2 separate regions of the Homo sapiens genome follow, and region 1 is linked to region 2. Evidence: chromatin contacts called from ENCODE Hi-C or POLR2A ChIA-PET data. All regions are on one chromosome and are shown on one strand. The core of a region is the stretch at or near the end of the contact, and the rest is flanking DNA. Distances in the headings are between cores, read along the strand shown. Region 1 overlaps NFATC2 (nuclear factor of activated T cells 2). Region 2 holds the start of PCIF1 (phosphorylated CTD interacting factor 1).

Region 1 (3,367 bases), core at 798-3,297, 5.5 Mb before region 2:
TCATTTGTGATCACAGGCTGATTTGTGGGTTTGAATTACTGTTTGTTTCCTATGTCTCAATTCAATATAGTAACAAGTGCTTTTCTTTTGCCTTTTTTTTTTTCCAAAGGCAGCAAGTTATTTTGCAGGGCTTGTGCTGTTGGCTGATGTTTCTTAGCAGAGGGTTGGGGCCGAGGTGGTGATGAACTGGCTGAAGGACAAGGAAGTAAACTGTGGTTTGTTTAGAATGCTTTCCTGCCTGTGGTTGCTACTTTAGAAGCCGTGTGGTTGCTTGATAGGAGAGGTGCAGCTTAGTTGCATGTAATCAGAAGAAATTCTGCTGAATTGGAGAATAGAAATGGGCAGTTCAGGTCTGAGTTTACACAGTTGGTTAGTCCTTCCTTGTCGGGCAGCTTAGTTGAGAAAGTCACCAATTGTTTCTCCGTAGATTGTAAGTTGATGTGCAATCATTGCAAAAAAGCAGACAATGGAGATGATGGTAGCATATTCTACACTGGCTAGGAGGGGACATCTGACTTGCATTGTAGAAACACAAAACTGGACGTCCCTTAGACCAGTGCCTGATTCCCATTGGTTCCACCACGGAGATGCACGCAGGGTTTCCCTTAAATTCCATCCCATTCAAACGTGCATGCCTGTGAGCTCAGAAGTCTGGGAAGCTAGTTGTATATTTGTCAAGGAGACAGATTCTTGGGTCTGTACTTTTGTCTGTAATGGCTATTTGTTGACACCTTGTGTTTTTATGAAAATTATCACCATTGATTAAGCTCATCAGTGAACCACTTCTAATTTACATCTTAAATTATCACCTAGTCCATAGGATCAGTGGGATGACTCACCAGTTTATGCCTGGGGTAAAAATGCAAGGCCACTGTATAGGTCTTAGGCTGTAACCTTGTATTAGGTTGGCGCAAAAGTAATTGTGGTTTTTGAGGTACCCCTGTGTCTTTGGGAGGATTTGTAGATGACACTTAGGGACCATGTAGTAAGTCTAAATACTGCCTTTTCTCTTGACGTCCGCATCTCCATATTACTGACAACTGACCAGCACATTCACGTGGATCAATGGACTTACCTCCCATTTAAATATGTAGGGAAACAGAATGGTATCCTTGGTTATTGGAATGGCCTCTTTTAGACTGGTCTTTGTCTCTTTCTCTTCCATCTTCTTTAGGGGACCATATTGTGGGCTTAATAAACACATGCCAATGAGCCAGCTATAGCATCTCATTTATTTTTATTTTTTTGAGACAGTCTTGCTCTGTTGCCTAGGTTGGGGTACAGTGGCACCATCTCAGCTCACTGCAACCTCCGCCTCCCAGGTAGCTGAGGTTACAGGCACCTGCCGTCACACCCAGCTAATTTTTGTATTTTTAGTAGAGACGGGGTTTCACCATATTGGCCGGGCTGGTCTTAAACTCCTGACCTCAAGTGATCCACCCACTTCGGCCTCCCAACGTTCTGGGATTACAGGCATGAGCCACTGTGCCTGGCCTATAGCATCTCATTTAATCCTCAGTGACTTTGCCAAGGAAGTGTTCTCATCCCCATCTCGTGGCTGGGGAGACTGAGGCAGAGGCACTGTTGAAGTGCTTATGTTCCAACAGCTTCTGATGTGAGTCTACATTTTAACAGAGGCCCCAGGGCAGCCAGAAGATCTTTCAAATTGGGGAAACCCTAGCCCAGGACTAGTACCCATAGAGCTGGGGCCACATCTGGTCTCTACCCAATGCTAGGAGGCTGTTCCTGGACAAGTCGCCCCATCTTTCTCTGCCTTACTAACTTGACCTGAGAAATGGAACTCTCACCACCACCCCCGGAGATGTCTGTGAGGATGAAGGAAGGCAGAGCGAGTAGCCACCTGCGGAGGAGGGTGTTTGGCGGTGGCCTGGTCCCGAGTTGATTTCGGGCCTCAGTTGAATGAAGACAGGCCCTGCCTCTGTCTTCCACAAAGAAGCTGACAAAGAGTGAAACTCTATGACTAAACAGGAAGCTGCACCTCCGAATGCTGCAGACGGAGCCATCATGTGATGCTTTCTATTTCTCTGAGAAGGTGACAGAACAGGGCTTGGTTTCTCGAGTCCCCTGAGATAGCGCCATTGTGCCCCCCCACCCCCCATATTAACACTGGGCACCATGTGGTTTGGTGTTTGAAGGTTTGGAGAGAGAACTCGTGTTCTGGGTGGATGGTCTGAAGAACCTGGTCCCTGGGGTTCCAACTAGATTCGAACGACTCCTCCAAGGGTGTGACTTCAGACCTGTGCCTGATGCCTGAGATCCACTGAAGTGCTCCTTAAATGAGTAGATATGGATAAAGTGACAACGTGTTGGTCATTACAGAACTTTAGAGCTGTCAGCTGAGCAAAACAGGGAGTGGCGTGCTCTAACATCAGTTCCAACAGGATCACCTTGCTGTAGGGCCGGGGTGGCAGTGGAGGTTGTTGGTTTCTGGCTACCTGGGGTAAATCCAGAAGCATGTATGGGTGGGTGGGATGTGGGCTGTGAACAAGGAGTCAGGGAACACACAGGTTGGCCTGAACAACTGGAAAGAGAGAATGTGTGTTTCCCATCATGGGAACAGGTGAGACACGGGGAGGAGGGGTGAGGATCCAGAGATTGGTTTTGGCCCTGTGAAGTTTGGGCAGGTAGATATTGCAATCTGAAATTCAGGAGTGATGGTCTGGGTTAAAAACATTAATGTGGCCATCGTCAGGATAGAGGTGGTATTTTAAGGCCCTGAGTGAATTATCCGACAGTACTGTCTGCTCTTGGACTTGGAAGAAGTCAGTTTCAAGTGGAGACTGGGCAGTTTAGTGTGGGAGCTGCCTTAGGGCCACATCCACCTGGAAATGTTTGCTTTGGGAGATGGCCTGAGATGCATGGTCAGAAAAGGAGGAGAGATGAAGTGCTTCTTTTGCCCCAGGGCAGCAGTAGCCAACCCCAACTAGCCAATTCCTGTTGGAGCCCAACATTGGGAAATCCAGGCCTCTAACTGCATAAGCGCTGAAAGGATCTCATTTATTGAGCATTCTGTCTCCCTTGAAGATGAGATTTCAGGGAGCTTATGCCTCTATTTGAAAAAGCATCCTAGTTTACTTGACATTTCTAATAACGCTGCATTATTCCCTGTAAGAAATTGGACTCAGAAAACATTTCTAAATCAGGCATTTGGAATGGACTTGGGTATTCCAATTCGGCCAAAGGGGATTGGGAAGACAGGTGTTTTGAAAGCCACAGGCATTGTACACATGTAGAGAGGAGTATTATTTACAATAGACTCCCCAGGTCTCATTCAAGTGCCTTCGTTGTTCTGATAGGGCAGGAGCTTTTTTTTCCATTGTTGACAAAAAACAGGAAGAAAATGTGC
Region 2 (3,342 bases), core at 1-2,500:
ATACGCACAAGCGGCACAGCTTAGTGTGAGGCTAAATGGGGACACTGCAGTATTTCCAAAGCCAGCTGTGCATCAGAATCATCTTGGAGTTTGTAAAAAAAAAAAAAAAATCAGACTCCTGTGCCTCACTGCGCATCTCAGAAGCCAGAAATAAATACGGAGGTGAGGCACACAAGAATTTGTATTTTTAAAACGCACCGTAAGAGTGACTGGGAGACAGGATGACTCATTTTTTCACACTATTTGAAAAAATGTACCCATTTTTTGCAATTAAAACCATTTTTAATTTCCTATGTGACTTGAGCGCAGCAGGTCTGTGGCCGAAGTACCAGCCCCTGGGTTGGACAGACCCGGATTCCGGGCCCTTCTGCTTTCCGGCTTATAAACCGGAATCACTCGACCGTTATATGTAGAGTCCAGCATTGTACGCTCCCAGTAAGACATAACTGCTCTTAAGTTAACGTCTTTATTTATCCTGTGGCTTCCCGACCCCCACGCATACCGCAGTTTGAGAATTACCGCTGCTCAAGGATAAACAACTCTATCTGCGCAACCAGAAAAACCCACCAGAAGCCAGAGTCCGAGTCCGGGATTGGAGGCACGTGGGGCGGGACCATCTCCGCAATGTACCAATCAGAATTCTCCGGCCCAGTAGGGAGGAGTCAAAGGGCGAACAAAGTACGCAGGCGCGACGGCGCACGAAGGCGAGAGGCGAGCTCCAGCGCGCGCGCGCGCGCGCACCTTCCCCTCCCCCTACCCCAGCGAGGGTGGGCTGTTTGGCGCGCGCGCGCGCGCCGGCCCATCTCTCGGGCTCCGCCCCCCGCCCCGCCGCGCGCTCCCGCCCCCGGGCTGAGGCGACTCAGAGTCGGAGCCCGACACAAAGGCGGTGGCGGCGGCAGCAGCGGAGGGGCCCTAGAGCCCGCTCCGCTGGGGCTCTCCGGGCCCACCTCCCTCACTTCGGCCACCGGCGCGGCCGCCCACCCGCGGGTCTAAGATGGCGGCGGCAACAGAGACAGGGCAAGCGGCAGTCCCGAGCAGAAAGCGCCGGAGGGGCCGCCGCCCCCCAGCTTCGGATCCCCAGACCCTGGCGCGGCTCGCTGCGGGACCATGGCTTCCTGGGACTCTTACCTGCCCGGAGCGGACTGGAGGGGACGCGGCTACACGTTCTGCTCGACCGCCCGTTTTGCCGCCTCCGCCTCGCCCTCCCCAGCGCCGCTGCCGCCATCTTGTGTCCCGGGCCGGGACTCCGCGCTGCGCATGCGCTGGTACCGCCTCTGAGGGACCTCGCCGCGGCCGCGCCGCCATCTTGAGTGTGGCAGGGTCGGCTGGCTCCTCGCACCCAGCTTGCTTTCGGCCCCCTCCCCTTCTTCCCATCCGTCCCTGCTGTTCCTTGTGGCGCTGAGGAAGGGGAGACAGCTTTGTAGGCCTGCGGGTGGACTGAGGAAGGAATGAATTCACTGGCACGTCCCCGCCTCAGTTTCCCCCTCGAGCACACACGCAGGAGCCGGATGTTCGCGGTGGGCGGTGCGCGGCGGGGTTGGACTGAGCGTGCGCACTGGGGGGCGTGGGGGCTGTCTTAGAACCTGCGGGGGTCTCGGGTTCTGCCGCCGGCCCAGGGGAGGCATCGTGGTGACGTAGGCTCCGGACGTAGCAAGGACCTGGGTCCTGGCACCCGCGCGGCTCTGCCTCTTCCAGCCAGTCTCTTTCCCTCTCTGGGCCTTTGTGCTGCGTGGTGTCCAAATGTTAAGAAGCCCTGCCCCATGCCCGGGCTACATATACATCGAACCCAAGCTGTAAATGCTCTTGAGTAGAAGCAACTTAAACTAGCCTTCGGGGGCAAGTAATAGAGATGGCTTTCGGCAGAGTTGGGAAATCAACTAAATGCATTGTAGGGCCTTTCCAACATTGACATCTGTGGCCATTAGTTGCAGTTCAAAGCCTCACTGAGCCCTCAAACCAGCTACAGCGGGTAGCCTGGCAGGGAACTGGCAGCTGTGAGGTGCTCCTCATCCGGCTCCCTGCAGGATTCTTTTTGGTAGGAGCCTGCAGGCGTCCGAGTGGTAGCTCCACCCATCTCCGGTCTCCCCAGCAAGCATCCCTTCCAGTGCTAGCTTGAGAAGAGGAAAAGCTTGCCACCTGCTGTCAGACCGGCGCTTGTGTGGAGCCAGGGGCTGTAGGTACCCCGGCTGAGTAGCCTCTCAGATGTCCATGGTCCTGGCTGCACGCCAGCGTGGGGGCAGGCAGGCGGACGCTCAAGAAAAACGGAGGCACCGATATGAGTAGTAATTGAGAACGAGGGTTCATGATCCTCATCTGATTTCAATCCCTGCTCCTCCACCCAAAATGTGTGGCCTTGAAGGAGTTAACCAATTTAAATTTTAGTTTCCTCAGTGGAAGATAATAAATCCGCCTACCTCATAAAGGTTTGGTGAGAATTAACTCAGGTGATGCATGTGAAGTCCTCAGCGCAATACCTGGCGCTTCCTAAGTGCTGAATCGGTTAGCCGTGATCATCTCACAGTGGCATGAGCATTGCTCCAAGTAGATTTGAGCCCTCCAGAAATAAGCCAGCTCTATATAGGCACAGCAGTTCTGCCCTCGCAGAGCTTCTCGTTCAGATAAGAGGCCTGATGGGAAACCAGACTCCTGGGTCCTGTCTCAGTTCTGGAAGGGTGGGGGGCCAGCTTTGATTTATGCCTGCTGCCCTGGCATAATTACTAATATTGCCTCCTTTTTCAGAAGTGCCCTGCTTTGGGCCGGGCGTGGTGGCTCACCCCGGTAATCCCAGCACTTTGGGAGGCCGACGCAGGTGGACCACCTGAGGTCAGGAATTCAAGACCAGCCTGGCCAACACGGCGAAACCCCGTCTCTACTAAAATTACAAACATGAGCCAGGCCTGGTGGCGCGCGCCTGTAATCCCAGCTACTCGGGAGGCTGAGGCAGGAGAATCACATGATCCCGGGAGGCAGAGGTTGCAGTGAGTCGAGATCGCGCCACTGCACTCCAGCCTGGGCGACAGAGTGAGACTCCTGTCTCAAAAAAAAGTACTGCTTTGGGCAGTAAACTACGTGGTCGCTCTTGACCTACGGGATAACCAGTTTTCCATGCTCATGCCCCCCAGCTAGCCCGCGCTTTCACTAAAGTTTAAAAACCATGTAGTGATTATTACCCTTTTTTTTTTTTGAGACGAAATCTCGCACTGTCGCCCGGGCTGGATTGCAGTGGCGCGATCTCGGCTCACTACAACCTCTGCCTCCCGGGTTCAAGCAATTCTCCTGCCTCAGCCTCCCAAGTAGCTGGGATTATAGGCACCCGCCACCACTCCCACCTAATTTTATTTG

Evidence for each region. A loop is a pair of places that touch in the nucleus more often than their neighbours do. ChIA-PET counts read pairs that join two places held with the same protein, here RNA polymerase II (POLR2A). Pooled maps may share reads with other maps.
Region 1: a pooled map shows a loop between it and region 2 (7-fold over the local background). The contact joins the enhancer-like site here to the promoter of PCIF1 in region 2. A Hi-C loop is called at or near these places in 1 of 50 pooled maps. POLR2A ChIA-PET finds 5 or more read pairs at or near these places in 2 of 52 experiments (A673 and activated B cell).

Annotation. Positions count from the first base shown.
Region 1 is chr20:51,399,216-51,402,582 of GRCh38, reverse strand. All of the region lies in intron 9 of NFATC2 (nuclear factor of activated T cells 2), which reads left to right. Among named protein-coding and RNA genes, the nearest start is that of MIR3194, 52 kb to the left of the region's middle. RefSeq lists an enhancer at 1,668-2,137. Within about 2 kb of position 2,047, at least 8 of the 41 ENCODE cell types and tissues checked have a DNase peak (open chromatin) inside an H3K27ac peak, as active enhancers do.
Region 2 is chr20:45,932,591-45,935,932 of GRCh38, reverse strand. It overlaps PCIF1 (phosphorylated CTD interacting factor 1), which reads right to left and starts at 1,250. Exons shown (of 17, transcript NM_022104.4): 1 at 1,129-1,250. It overlaps LOC107985388 (pre-mRNA-splicing factor cwc22-like), which reads left to right and starts at 862. Exons shown (of 1, transcript NR_171669.1): 1 at 862-2,439. RefSeq lists a silencer at 720-929 and enhancers at 558-1,248, 1,249-1,940, 2,200-2,349, 2,632-3,324.